Linked DNA regions of Homo sapiens: all the other regions are linked to region 2. A link is a contact called in ENCODE Hi-C data. All regions are on one chromosome and are shown on one strand. Each heading gives the region's core, a stretch centred on a gene start or an enhancer-like site at or near the end of the contact. The rest is flanking DNA. Distances are from core to core; before and after follow the strand shown.

Region 1 (4,104 bases), core at 635-3,134, 1.2 Mb after region 2:
CATTAATTTGCTGAGGATAATGGCCTCCAGCTCCATTCTTGTTGCTACAAAGGACATAATCTGATTCTTTTTATGGCTGTGTAGTATTCTATGGTGCATATGTACCACATTTACTTTACCCATTCTACCATTGATGGGCATTTAGGTTGATTTCATGTTTTTGCTACAGTAAATAGTGCTGTGATAAACATATATGTGCACGCGTCTTTATAGTAGAATGATTTATATTCCTTTGGATATATATCCAATAATGGGATTGCTGAGCCAAATGGTAATTCTGTTTTAAGTTCTTTGAGAAATCATCACACTGCTTTCCACAATGGCTGAACTAATTACTTTGTCACCAGCAACGTATAGACATTCCCTTTTCTCTGCAATCTTGCCACTATCTGTTCTTTTTTGACCTTTTAATAATAGCCATTCTGACTGGTGTGAGATGGTATCTGATTGTGGTTTTGATTTGCATTTCTCTAATGATTGGTGGTGTTGAACATTTTTTCATATGCTAGTTGGCCACCTCTATGTCTTCTTTTGTAAAGTGAATTGAGCTATTTATTTATTTTTAAATATCCTCTTATTTGGACTCTGCTAGGTCCTGGCTTTGAATGGATTTTCTCTCTTTCTCTTCCTCCTCTACCACTGAGAGTGAGCAGGGTCCTCAAAAGCTGCCGGGCTCCTGGGGCATGTGGAAGGTTGTGCCTGCATGGATATGGAGAGTAGTGTTGGGGATGGGGATTGCTACCTTTCCGTCATTTAGGGCTTTTACCTGCAAAGGCCCATAGAGCTAGCTTTATTCAGAGTTTCATTGCAAAGCCTCATTTCTACTTTCCCCAACTCTTCTCTCAACCAGTCCTTGCCTCCAAGGACACCCATAGAGTCCTTGTGGTCATTTCTCGTGGTTATCAGCCTCCCATGGCTCATCCCTGCAGCTGCAGGAGGTTCGTGGTCCTGCCATTACCTCTTGCAGTTGGTTGGGGCTAGATCAGCCTTTTGGCTGCCAAGGGAGGAATCAGGAGCTGTTCCACATTTTGGGCTGAAGGAAAGACGTTGTAATTATGGATTGAAAGCCCCCACTGTTGGCATCACTGACTGCCCCCTAAGCAGAGGATTACTTAGAAATAGACAGCAGGGACACCCAGATGGACGTGGCTCACCCGACTTTTACTGGCTGACCGCGATCACCTTTTTCTGACCTTTAGAAAATGACAGAGTGCTGTGTTCTCCTGACTAAGAGTGTGACTACTGGGGAAGGGTGGCAGAATAATCATGCCCTGGGATGTTGCCATTTTATTATTTTTTTCTTTTTAATCTTAGCACACAATCCAGGAGTGTGCTAAAATGATTTGGACCCTATCCTTGAGGAGTTTAGGATATTGAAGGATGCAATATTAACACAGACATAATAATCGAGAACAACATAAAGGAGTCTATAATGGCTGCATAATTGTGTGCAATTGCCTGATGGGATAGTAGGAGGAGCCTTGAGGGCTGTGGGAGCCAAGAAAGCCTTCAAGAAAAAGTAACTTAAGCTGAGTCTTAGAGAATGTGCTGGATTTGAGTAGGGAGATGGAAGGGCATTCTAGGAGCCAAGACCAAAGGGGAAGGGACAGGAACTGTTTATTAGATGCTAAAGAAAGCAGTACAAACCTGAGGCATGGAAGGACAAGCTGGGAAGGTCTTTAACTGTTAACCCAGGTCCTGAAGCTCAGGGGTGAATCTGATCAGGTGTGAATCTCTTCTATGCCGAAGGTCCAGAGAGTGATTCCTCAAGGTCACAGAGCAGCCATGGTGCCAGATGCTGTGGTGTGTCTGTGCAGTCATAGGCTCAAAGCACTTCTCACTCAACCACATTGCATTTGCTCACAACTCATAACCCCTTTGAAGCTTGCCAAAACACAGGTGCACTTTTGTTTTGAAGACAAACTCTGAGAGCTGCTGATGGGACTTTTTGAGGCCACCATTGCTTCTGCAGCTGCTCATATGCTTCAAAGAACTGAGGCCTTAGCTGCAGGGGCAGGGGAGCCGTTGACTTCTGAGGTTTAGGTGGCAGGTGCCTTTTCTGCAGTCACTCCCTCCCTCTTTGGAAGCAGAGGGTGCTAGCCTCCTACAGAGAGGACTGTGAGCTCCCCCCTTGTCACGGATGGCCCTGCAGTGCCAAGTGCTGACAGGAGGTCGTGGCTGCTTTCAGCGGAGCATTAGCCCTAATAGGTTTGGCAGGATTTTAAAATAATCAAAACAAAGCAGGTTAGAAGGTTTGATGGGGGAGGTATGTGGTGACTGCTTGAGCTCAGATCACATGGTATGTCCAGCAGCCTGGCCCAGAACAGCTCCAAGGCCTGATGCCAAGGGTCTGGGCTGAACAGAAATCTGAAGTGGCTTTATCAGAGAAATTAGTGTGTGATTAGAGCTGAGAAGAGTCACGAGTCTTAACTTCTGTTTAGCACTCCAAGAATAAGGTGTCCCGTGTGGTGCCAAATTACTCCCTCTGGGCAGTCTAAAGCATGAGTGGGATGCTTATCCAGGGAGCACGGTGGAGGAAAGGTGTGGGGGCTGGGGGGAGGCTGTGGGGTGAAGAATGATGCAGTGCCATGGAGTAAGCTGTAGACAGACCTGCTTTGGCTTTGTTTGGGGGTGGGGCAGGGTGTGAAATACTTTCTGTACTGATTTCTATCCTGCGATCAGATACCTAGGACGTGTGTTAGAGCCAAGAAGAGACAGAACTTGACCACGTTGGGTATTGCTTGATTTTTTTTGTTTTTTAATGAGGTCTTGCTCTGCCTCTCAGGCTGGAGTACAGTGGTGCAATCAGCTCACTGCAGCCTCTGCCTCCTGGATTCAAGCAATCCTTCTGACTCAGCATCATGGGTAGCAGGGACTACAGGTGTGTGCCACCACACTCAACTTTTTTTTTTTTTTTTTGGTAGAGATGGAGTCTCCCTATGTTGCCCAGCCTGGTCCTGAACTTCTGACTCAAGTGATCCTCCTGCCTTGGCCTCCCAAAGTGCTGGGATTACAGGTGGGAGCAACCATATCTGGCTGGTATTGCATTTTTAATACAATTGGAATAGTATATTAAATATTTTTGAAGGAAAGAATAGACCTTCACTATGGTGGAAATGAAAGGAGTTACCCACCTCATTTTCCTTATGGTAGAACATTGTATTCCAGCCACCACAGGCACTCCAGCCTGTGGCTTTCGGTTGTGAATGACAGCCCACTGAAGTGACTTGTCCTTGCTATCTTTGTCCACAGCAATCCTTGGTTTTGCTCTCACTTTTGCCAGGGCCTCTCTTCTGCATCCTTGATGCCTTTGTCTTCCAACTCTGAATGTTTTTGGCAAGGACAGAGATGTTAAAAAGCTAGCAGGAGGGGCTGGTTCTGACAAAGGACAGGCAGACAGTGCACAGGTGGTGCACCCTAGCCTAACAAAGGCTCCTTTGCTCAGTGGTGGGGAAGAACTGCTGCGTGGCTTTGCTGGAAATCTGTCCCTGAAGCCTAGATGGGCCTAGCCCTCACCTGGCTAGGGATTGTCCCCAAAGCTCTTTTACTGCTAATTCAAGCAGAATGGAGGACTGACACTAAGAAAATAGGCTATCTATCTCATGAAACACCAGGGGAAGACATGTCTAGGTTTGGGACCAGCATCTTAAAGTGTTCAGAAAGTAACACAATTCCTCTCTCTCCCTCTGTCTCTGTCTCTCTGTCTTTATGTGTGTGTCTGTCTCTGACTTTTGAGGCTCTTGCTCTCCACTCGTCACTGTGTATCTGCTTTATTTTTCTCTTATTACACCAACTTTTGCTATTTCTTCAAGCACATGGCAGAAGACGGCTGCCTCTTATCTGGCAATTTTACAAAGCCCTCAACTCAGGCAAACAGTAGAGCTGTTCCTATCAGTGCCAACTCCAAATTCACAGAAAAAAATCTGATTAGTTTAGATTAAGTCAGAGAAGGTTAAAAGGGTTCTGAGGGAGGGATGTGATTGCCTGATTTCTGATCACAGTATATGCCTTAATGGTATACAGGCTGTCCAGAACAATTCCAAGACTATGGTCCTGGGGTGGCATGGTATGGATAGAAAGCTCACAAAATGTTCACATAGACAA
Region 2 (4,494 bases), core at 454-2,953:
CCAACAGAGGAAAAAAATGTGAAACTGGATTTGCTATATATTTTTGTATGCTTCAAAAATGCAGCATAGATTTTTGCCACATTCATTTACTTCAAGTATATTCTTTCACAACTGCATTTCCTAGCACAATGACTGGCATATGGTAGACAGCTTTTAAGGTTTTGGAATGAATAGGTGAGAACTCAGAGAACAATTGTAGATATGGAAAGATTCTTGCTGATTTTTCTAGATTTGGGTTCCTTAACACAAACACACATGTTGTGTATCAAACAGCTCTATTTCTACCATATCTTTATTGAAAGCTACTTTCTGCAAATATGTAATAACGTATTCACCAACCACATCTTTCTACATTTTGATTCCCTTTGTATAAATGGAGAAATTCTAAGGTTCTTGGGAAAGGTATTCAGTCATGAAGCAGTCTCCAAAGTTGTATTTTGGCCTTACCTAACCAAATTTTCATTCATTTCATTCTTATTGACATTACATATACTATAACATTTGATGTTCACAGAAAATTAACTTCTATTTTAAGAAGTTTACTCACAGAACCACAGTTTGTGCATTTAACAATCACTATGAAATACATATGAAACATTAACCATCATTTTAGAGAACAATTTAAAAACTCCGAAGTAACTACTTTCCTTAACTTTGTCATCCCAACATTCTGGGTATAGGCATTGTTGGAAAAATATAATTAAAAACCAAAATCTCCCAACCCAGAAATCCTCTCCACAAACGTTAGTAGACAAAACACTTTTATTACTGAATAAGCATTAAACGAGACTGTGATACACATCACAGGCAATTTGCTAAGAGATTGCAAAGACAGAAATCTTGCCCTTTTGTATAGCCAAGTATATACGACCCATTACATACACGTTTTCAAGTTGAACAATAACTAGTCCTCAAGTAAGAGGACCTGACATTTGTGACATTAACTTTACTTAATAATTGGGGTGACCATCTGTGTTAGTTAATTGGTTTTATCCAGAGGAAAAACAAACTTCTCCTGTCTTTATGACGGAAGGTAGTTTTGCAACACGGAGCAAGTTGCTCACCGAAGTTACGCTCCTACTCTCTCACAGAAACTGGGAGATAGGGAAGGATGCTACTCCGTTGATATGTGCAGCATTTCAAAAAAAAAAAAAAAAAAAAGGTCCAGAGACATTCCTGACTGAGCATACAGTTGACAAGACCTATCTAGTCCTCAAGTGGATTTATACACATTTCAAAGAGTTGAGAAAGTACTTAACAATTAAGAAAGTACTTAAGTTTTCTAAGACAAATGCTCGGAGAGAAAGGGACGGGAAATCTCATCCTCCATTTTCAATAGGGAGAATTAAGCCTCTTATTTAAAATTTTTATGTTGGTTTTTGTTTATTTAGCTTTAAAACAGTAGACTTAAAAAAAGTCCAACTTAAGATTTATGTTTTTTTATGTGTAGGGCTGTTCTCTACGGTTAAATAAATAACCCTGCTTAGAGAAAATATTCACCACTCTTCTTTGGCTCCTATGTAACTCAGTTTTTGAGAGGGAGGGGAAATACCGGATTGACGCTATGTGGTTCAACCAATGCAAAAGATAACACCGCCTTAAAAAGTCTACTACAGGAACATGGGAGGGTCACACCCTCGAATAATGACGCATACCTATCCTACTGTTACTGATCACCTAGTAATAATCTTGTAGTTCACATTACTCATTTTTCACCAAATTCTTTTGGTGAAGGACGCTTCAGAAACGGCCATCACTGAAGAGCAGACCCGTTTGGGTTCTCCACGCATTCTAGACTCCCGAAGAGGTAAGAATTTATTATAGGGGGCCACTCCCAGGACCTGCTGTATGCTTTTAAACATCCATTACAATTCCAGCATTGAGTTTCTAACATTTTTAGGCAGGCTCAGGCACTGGGAGTACAGGATTGAAAGACAGTTCCCGTCCTTAAGGGACTCAGAGTAAACTGGAGTTGCTGAAAACCATTCTAAAGCAATCCACGTTAATAACAGATACAAGTAAAACGTGGGAACGTACAGGAAAAAGTGACCAATTCTGAGGCTGAAAAGTGCCTATTTTAGGGGTGGGGGCCTCGCGGCCCTAAAGCAGCTTCCCTTCCCGGAGATTTCAGCTCCAGGGATCGCCCAGCGCCCTCCGGGCACACTTAACATTTTAATCACGCCTCCGCCCCCACTCTCCGAATTCCTTTCCGGCTGCCGACCCGCCGAGTAGTCCCTTCCAGGCGGCCTCAGCTTATCATCGCCGGTCCGGCCACTTCCCGGCCGCGGCCAGGCGAGCCTCCCAAAGTTTCCTGTGAGGCCTTCGTCCGTCTCCGGCCCCATCTCACCACGGCAGCCCAGGACACCCGCTAGGGAGGAGCAGGTTACCGAGGCGGGGAGAGCGGCACAAACGCGCAGACCTCGGGACTCCACCCGGGCTGGTGAGCGAGCCCAGAAAGCGGCGACCGCAGCTCCGCGTCTCCACTCCCAGGGCCCGCAGCTTGGGCTAAGCGTGCGCCCACCCAGCCTAGGGCCCAAGTCCTGCCCCTTCGGGGACCGGGCCAATCGGCCGCTCCCCGCCTCCTGGGAGGTAGTGGAGGAGGGGGCTGAGGGCCGGGCGGCTGCGCCCGCCTTCCGCTCTTGCCCATTGGCTGAGGCCTCGAGGGTGCCCGGAGACCGGAGTGCAGCGGGATTGGTTGCAGAGGTTCGTGACAGTGGCGCCTATTGGCTGTGGCAGCCCCCGTGACGCGGGGTGGTGACTGGCTCCGGAGTCTGAGGGGTTCGGGCTTGTCAGGTTCTAGGTAGGTGCGTTTCGCGCCGCCGGCGGTAGGCGCTGTTGCCCGGGGCAACGCGGGGGGAGGGGGGAAGAGGAGGGAAGGCAAGCCTAGAGCGGGGGCAACAATGCCTGCCCGCAGAGGGGCGCCCGGGATTCGGCCAGGGCGTTGGGGGCTGTGCCGAGGCTCTTCCTCCGCCCTCAGCCAGCGCCCCCCCCAACCCCCGTCCCTGGCTGCAGGGTCATCCGCTCATCCTCCCGCCCGCAGCAGAGCATTCCTGGTTGGGGCTTGGGCCGGGCTACACACCCAGCCCCACGAGGGCCGCCCCTCCCACCATCCCGGGACCCGAAGGCTGAGGGGGCGGGTGCCGGCGCGAAAGGGCTGTGGCGGGCGTAGTGGCTCCGCCCCGTCGCGGGGTCTGGGGGCTGATGGGCGTGAGGCGGGGTGGTGGGGGGACTGTGGGCACCACCCAATCTTGCCTGTACCCTCACCCCTTTTCTCGGCGGCACTCATCTGGGCGCCGCCGTCCCGCTACGGGGGCATTCTCAACCCCTGGTATTCCCCCCATCCCTTCCTGCTTCTGGAGCCCCGCAGTCTCCCTTGACCCGCTCGGTCCTCCCCAGCTCTCCTCCTATCTGTCACCTTCTCCCGCTTTTATCCCCCACCTCATCTTTCTCCTCCGGTCTTGGCCAGAGGTGTCCTCCAAGAGTCTAATCAAGAGATAGATCTTAAGTGTGAAGCTAGTGGTGTCGTCGGTAATTTCTGCTCTGTGGTCTCTTTGCCAGTTAGAATTGGGGAGATGTTTGGAGGCACCTTCAGGGGTCATCCTTCTGCCTTACAGTTACCCCTAGGATCTACTTTCTGAATACGCTCATTGGGTTGTGTTGGTAGGGGCAAGGTACTTCTTAAACAAATTGAGGATTGTACTATGAGGTGGGCACTTTGTACGTTTGCGATTTTGCCATCCACTGTAGTGCAATTCAAAATCTAATAATTTGTTACGGCTGGTAGCCTTACATTTTTTTCCTTCGCCTTATGGTTAAAAAAAGAGCAGCTTTTTAACCTTTTTAATTCAGAAGTTGCGTATATTAATGGTTGTCTCACTATCACTTTGACATAAACTGCTGTAAAGGTGTACTCCATTTTCCTTTTCTCCAGATATGTTAAGATAATAAATTTCTCAGATGAGGTTACCATATATAAAAGTGTAGTGGAACATCAATAAGAGAATAGATCAAAACTATTTTAGTGATTAAAGATTAGAAAATACTTTTCAATTCATATGTGGAATGAGAATAGGATAAAAAAAAAAAACTATTGCAAAATCTTTAGTGCAGTATTTGTAGTCCTGGTATATATACCTGTGTTGCCCTTAAGAAGACATTTGTGAGTAGCTCCAGGTTTGTCAGTCGGGAAAGCAGAGTGTATCTTTTTGTAGTCCAGGAAAGCTTTTCTGCTAGTACTTTTGAGCCAAGAGAATTATGCTTCCAAAGATGCTGGGAATATATTAAGAGAGTACATAGGCATACTTCTGTTTTCATCTTTGAAAGACCTTTAGTGAAGATCTGTTTCTCTTCTGCATTGATTGTTGACAGCATTAAATATACATAATCTAAAACTATGTAGTGTCAAGTTGTTGCAGCTTCTGCACTGCTTCAAAGGTTGATGTCTTTAGTTCAGAAGAAATAATTCAAGCTTTGGTAGACAAATCATTTACATTT
Region 3 (4,300 bases), core at 593-3,092, 1.3 Mb after region 2:
CCTGGTAATGGGCATTACTATCAATGCTAACATATTTATTTTATTCAGAAGAAAATTCTGATACTTTTATAAGAAGGAGGGAATTTTGCAATTTGGGGCATGGTTCTCACCTAAGTTAGGGTGCTACCCTCCCATAGAAACTGAGACATAGGGGTGCTGATTTCCCTTGATGTTTACATTTCAAAGAGATGGCTTCCAGGTTTTTGAGGTTGATTTTCCTGGGCTATCAAGCTATTTAATTTTCAAAAGAATTTATATACATTTCAAAGAGAGGAGAAAGTATTTATATAAGTTTTCTAAAGTAAATAGTCTGAGAAAAAGTAGAGCAGTATAATTCCTTCCCCTATTTTCAACAGGGAGAATGAAGTGTCTTCAAAAAAAAAAAAATGATTTGTCCTCACACAGATAACAGATTTAAGAATCTCAAAGGTGCAAAAAATTTTCAACTCAAGAAGACTGCACTTCAGTGTTTTTTTTTTCTTATTGATTTTTCAATTGATTTCTTATTCAGTTTACTGAAATGGTTAAAGTCTAAAAATTCATTATGTAAGCAAATAAGGGCCAGAAATTGGAAGTTATTCCTGATCCTGGAATTTATCTGTCTCTGGTCTTAAGGATTATTGAAACAGTTGGAAGGTGATTATAATCACATTTTAACTTGATAGTATTTCAACATTTTAACCTCAGCACCTTGCAAATCCTGGAACATAGCAGGTTCTCAGTAAACCTTGGCTGACAATGAATAACTGAATTGTCTAAGAGCAGAATGCCCTAGCCATGTAGAGAGAGATGTGTGTCATACCAGGGTGAGTGGATTGCTCCACAGATTCCCCTAGATAATTAGCTTCATAAATATTGATGTCTCAGCATTTCCCACTCTTCTTTGCCAGCCCTCCTGGGAATATCTGAAAAGCACTTTTAACACAGACTTAAGTTTAATGAACATAAAGCAATAGTAATTACGCTGGCTAGGCTTTTCTTCAGGTATTCTCTCAAATTCTAGAAGTTCTGCTGGATTTATCCAGTCTGTATCCAGGGTGAATAAAAGGGGAGCTTTTCTATTCTACTTCCCTCAACCAAAGGCATGTCTTCCTGATACTTGGGTTTGATTCTCCAAATCTCCAGGGTTAATTTGCTGATGGTAGTAGGTATTCACCACTGCAGGTGTGGGTTGTAGGTAGAGGAGAGCTTCCTTCCCTTTGCTTATTATCACCATCATCTTTCTCATTTTCCCCAGATGCCTTTCCTTTACTTTCCAGGGTCCATTCTGATCCCCTTTATAGTTCCCTCAGCCCCCTCAGGAAGCCTCTGAGGGTTTCTTTTTCTCATCAGTCCTCTGATCACCAACTTCCTCTGTCTCATACATCTTGATTGCAGCCATACATACAAGACATGCTTTTTACTATGTATATGTATACAGAATAATAGAGTCACTTAGTGACAATCACTGATGTAGAATATGGCACTGAAGTCAGTAGTTTTCTCTTTCCTCAAGAAATCCTCAAATATGCAGTTGTGTTTTTCTAGTTTCAACCAGTAAGATGTTTGTAATTAATTTAATCTGGTTAGTGATCATGAAAAAGGAAGTGATGTTTCACTTTTTGAAGGCACAAACTCTTTTGAACTAGTAAGAAGGAAGAATTCCCCAAACGTCAAGAGGAACATCATTTAATACAAGGAAATTGCAATTCATTTAAAGCTACCTTAGTAGCAGTAAAGACTTAGGTGATGGCCAAGCTTTCAACATTTAAGCATTTAGTGAGTTGGTTATTTGGCATTATGCCACTTAAACATGCAGATGATTGATTTCATTTTTAAAACACTTGACCACATCCTCCTGATGTTTTGGCATCTTGCCAACAGCCTCAGTGTGCTGTGCTTTTTAAGAGAGCTCTCTACTGCTGTCTTATGGTGCCTGGATGAATGGCTGGGAGTCAGGAGGCAATGCTGGCTCCACCACTAAGCAGATAAGTTGGGGTAAACTGGATAATCTTGGGTAAGTTTATTTGTGTGGGTCTCAATTTCGCCTTTTGCAAACTGCATGTTAAATTGATAAAAAATTTTGTAAATGTGGAGCTGTCTAATTGGCAAGGAAAATCTTCAGGACCTTATGAACAACTTTTTGTAAAGTCATGCACTTCGGCCTCTGTTGTTTTCATTGTGACTTTTAATGTACTCACTGACTCAAGGTTCAAGCAATTTACAAGGGGTTCCTTGTCATTCTTATGAATTAATACACCATTACATACTCTTTTTGTCCCTGGGCTTAGGAGCAGCTTCGTTTTTGGAATCCAATAAGAATGTTCTTCTTGGAGATAATTAAAGGCCTCTGCCCTCAACCAACTAAACAGGTTTTAATCAAAAATTGAATGTGCAGATTTTTCTTTAGAAATTATGTAAATAAGGTACAAACCAGGATGCAGATGTGAAGGATCAAAGTGGAAATTACCTCTGCTGGTCCCTTGAAGAGCAAATTGTTTCATTGACTTTTCTTCAACATAGTTCTTATTCTGCCTTGTAAGGGTTTTTCTTCTTTGCATTTTTTAAAAAATATAATTTGATGATCTATAATAAAGGAAATAAAGACCTTTGACTAACATAGCTTCTGTTTTGCTAGAGGCAGAGCCAACTTTGAAATTGTACTATTTAATTACAGTGAAGACTTCCATGGCCTCATGAGCAAAAACCAACTAATGCTTTTCCTTTCAGAAAGCAGGCAAGAGTGCAGGCAGAGAAACAAGGGTATTTTGGTCCTCCCAAAAATAGGAGCCTGAGATGTTTATATCAGGAGGAAGTGTTTGGGCAATGTCTGTTCCTGTTCAGACTTTATCCCTCTGGGGACTGGCAGAGATGTGGTGAATCTTTCTCCTGAGAATTTCTGAGCAATACACAGGGCCTGGACAAGCCTCCTTTAACAACTTAATCAATTCAAGGAGCATGAGCCGCAATGCTTTGCCTGGTAGTTATGTAAGATGAAAGGAGTCTCAAAGTCGAATGAAACTGTGTTATTCAGCTCTGTATTATTCACTCTGAAGCCATCCTACTCAATAGGTTATGCATGAATTTCTCCCATTTGGAGTAAAGCACAGTAGCCAAAAGTCATCAATGTTTTATAAACTGTGACTAATCCTCTACATAGTCTCTCTCTCTCTTTTCCTACTGATGAGATTTTTGTTTTTGTATTTGCTGATATTTAGGTACTACTTCTCTGCACTTTTATTATTATTTTTTAAATCACTTGAGACCATGGCAAACTGTGGAGTTGAGGATTGATACGGTCATTAGAGAAGTCTGCTCTCCCAAGCTTTTAGATTGCTTTGAAATATTTTGCTTCAAAATAGCAACAGATAAATCTGAAGCTCTGCCTTCCAGAGCAGCAACACAGTGAATTTCCAGGGTCCTCCTGGCTTTTACCAAGCTGTTGCCACCCCAAAATAGTGGCGATCTCATAAACGTTTAGCAAATCATGGCAATGAATGTGGCAAGGGCGGACATAGCCAGCGTGTGTGTGTTTTTAATCATGCATCATTTAGTACAAAGATGACTCTTGGATGTTTTGGCAAATTAATTTGTATTGCACTTCAGAGAAGGGAGAGAGCAGCTGGGCTCTAGCCCATGAAGCTACAGTAGCTGTATTTGCTAATTAAGTTGCTGCTTCCATTGCTTCATATGAAAGCTCAAACTTTGCTTTTCCCCAAGGTTTTGGGTGAAACCATGTCAGCCCTTCTCCAGTGAGTCCATGTTCTTGCTGTGCAGTGTTGGAAACTTCAATGCAATGACAGAGCAACTATTTCTAAAACAGTGGCCCTCTACAATTTAAAAGTCAGCCACAGTGCCATCTTCTTCGAAATTTGATTGAAGATGTACTCCTGGACATTTATACAAGTCAAATGTTACTCCTCCCCCATCACTCTTTTATGTTTGATATTTTGTGTAACCCTACCAGAAAGGTCTTACATGGCCTAGGTATTTGCTAGGTGTTGAATTAAAAACAAATGGTCTGAAAGAAAAATTCATTTGGAAGAAGGCCAAATTTAGGTACTCTTCTAACAAGAGGGAGAGGGAAGTTAATTCACATGCAAAATATTCAACACTGTTCCCAATCTTCGTATTCTAAAGAGACTGCTGTCACCCCAATCCTCTCCTTATGAAGTCTCATCGCCCAGTGGGATTCTGTCCCCAACACACCCAGCACACCTGAGCTGCTAGATTTTCCTTTCTTCTCCCCACATCAGCCCCCTTTTCTGTTCTGTTGTCATTCAGTCATTTTTTTGTTTTAATTAGGAATGTACCTTTTCAA

What was found. A loop is a pair of places that touch in the nucleus more often than their neighbours do. Pooled maps may share reads with other maps.
Region 1: a map of CD8-positive, alpha-beta T cell shows a loop between it and region 2 (7-fold over the local background). The contact joins the enhancer-like site here to the promoter of FER in region 2. A Hi-C loop is called at or near these places in 2 of 168 maps with a recorded cell type or tissue (CD8-positive, alpha-beta T cell and naive thymus-derived CD4-positive, alpha-beta T cell) and 5 of 50 pooled maps.
Region 3: a map of CD4-positive, alpha-beta T cell shows a loop between it and region 2 (4-fold over the local background). The contact joins the enhancer-like site here to the promoter of FER in region 2. A Hi-C loop is called at or near these places in 3 of 168 maps with a recorded cell type or tissue (CD4-positive, alpha-beta T cell, CD4-positive, alpha-beta memory T cell and naive thymus-derived CD4-positive, alpha-beta T cell) and 5 of 50 pooled maps.

The regions. Positions count from the first base shown.
Region 1 is chr5:109,919,992-109,924,095 of GRCh38, forward strand. No RefSeq gene overlaps it. Among named protein-coding and RNA genes, the nearest start is that of LINC01848, 39 kb to the left of the region's middle. Within about 2 kb of position 1,885, at least 4 of the 41 ENCODE cell types and tissues checked have a DNase peak (open chromatin) inside an H3K27ac peak, as active enhancers do; they include CD8-positive, alpha-beta T cell, where a contact is called at or near this core.
Region 2 is chr5:108,746,194-108,750,687 of GRCh38, forward strand. FER (FER tyrosine kinase) reads left to right here and starts at 1,704. Exons shown (of 20, transcript NM_005246.4): 1 at 1,704-1,807. RefSeq lists silencers at 2,471-2,570, 2,651-2,710, 2,841-3,250.
Region 3 is chr5:110,052,594-110,056,893 of GRCh38, forward strand. No RefSeq gene overlaps it. Among named protein-coding and RNA genes, the nearest start is that of LINC01848, 170 kb to the left of the region's middle. Within about 2 kb of position 1,843, at least 4 of the 41 ENCODE cell types and tissues checked have a DNase peak (open chromatin) inside an H3K27ac peak, as active enhancers do; they include CD4-positive, alpha-beta T cell, where a contact is called at or near this core.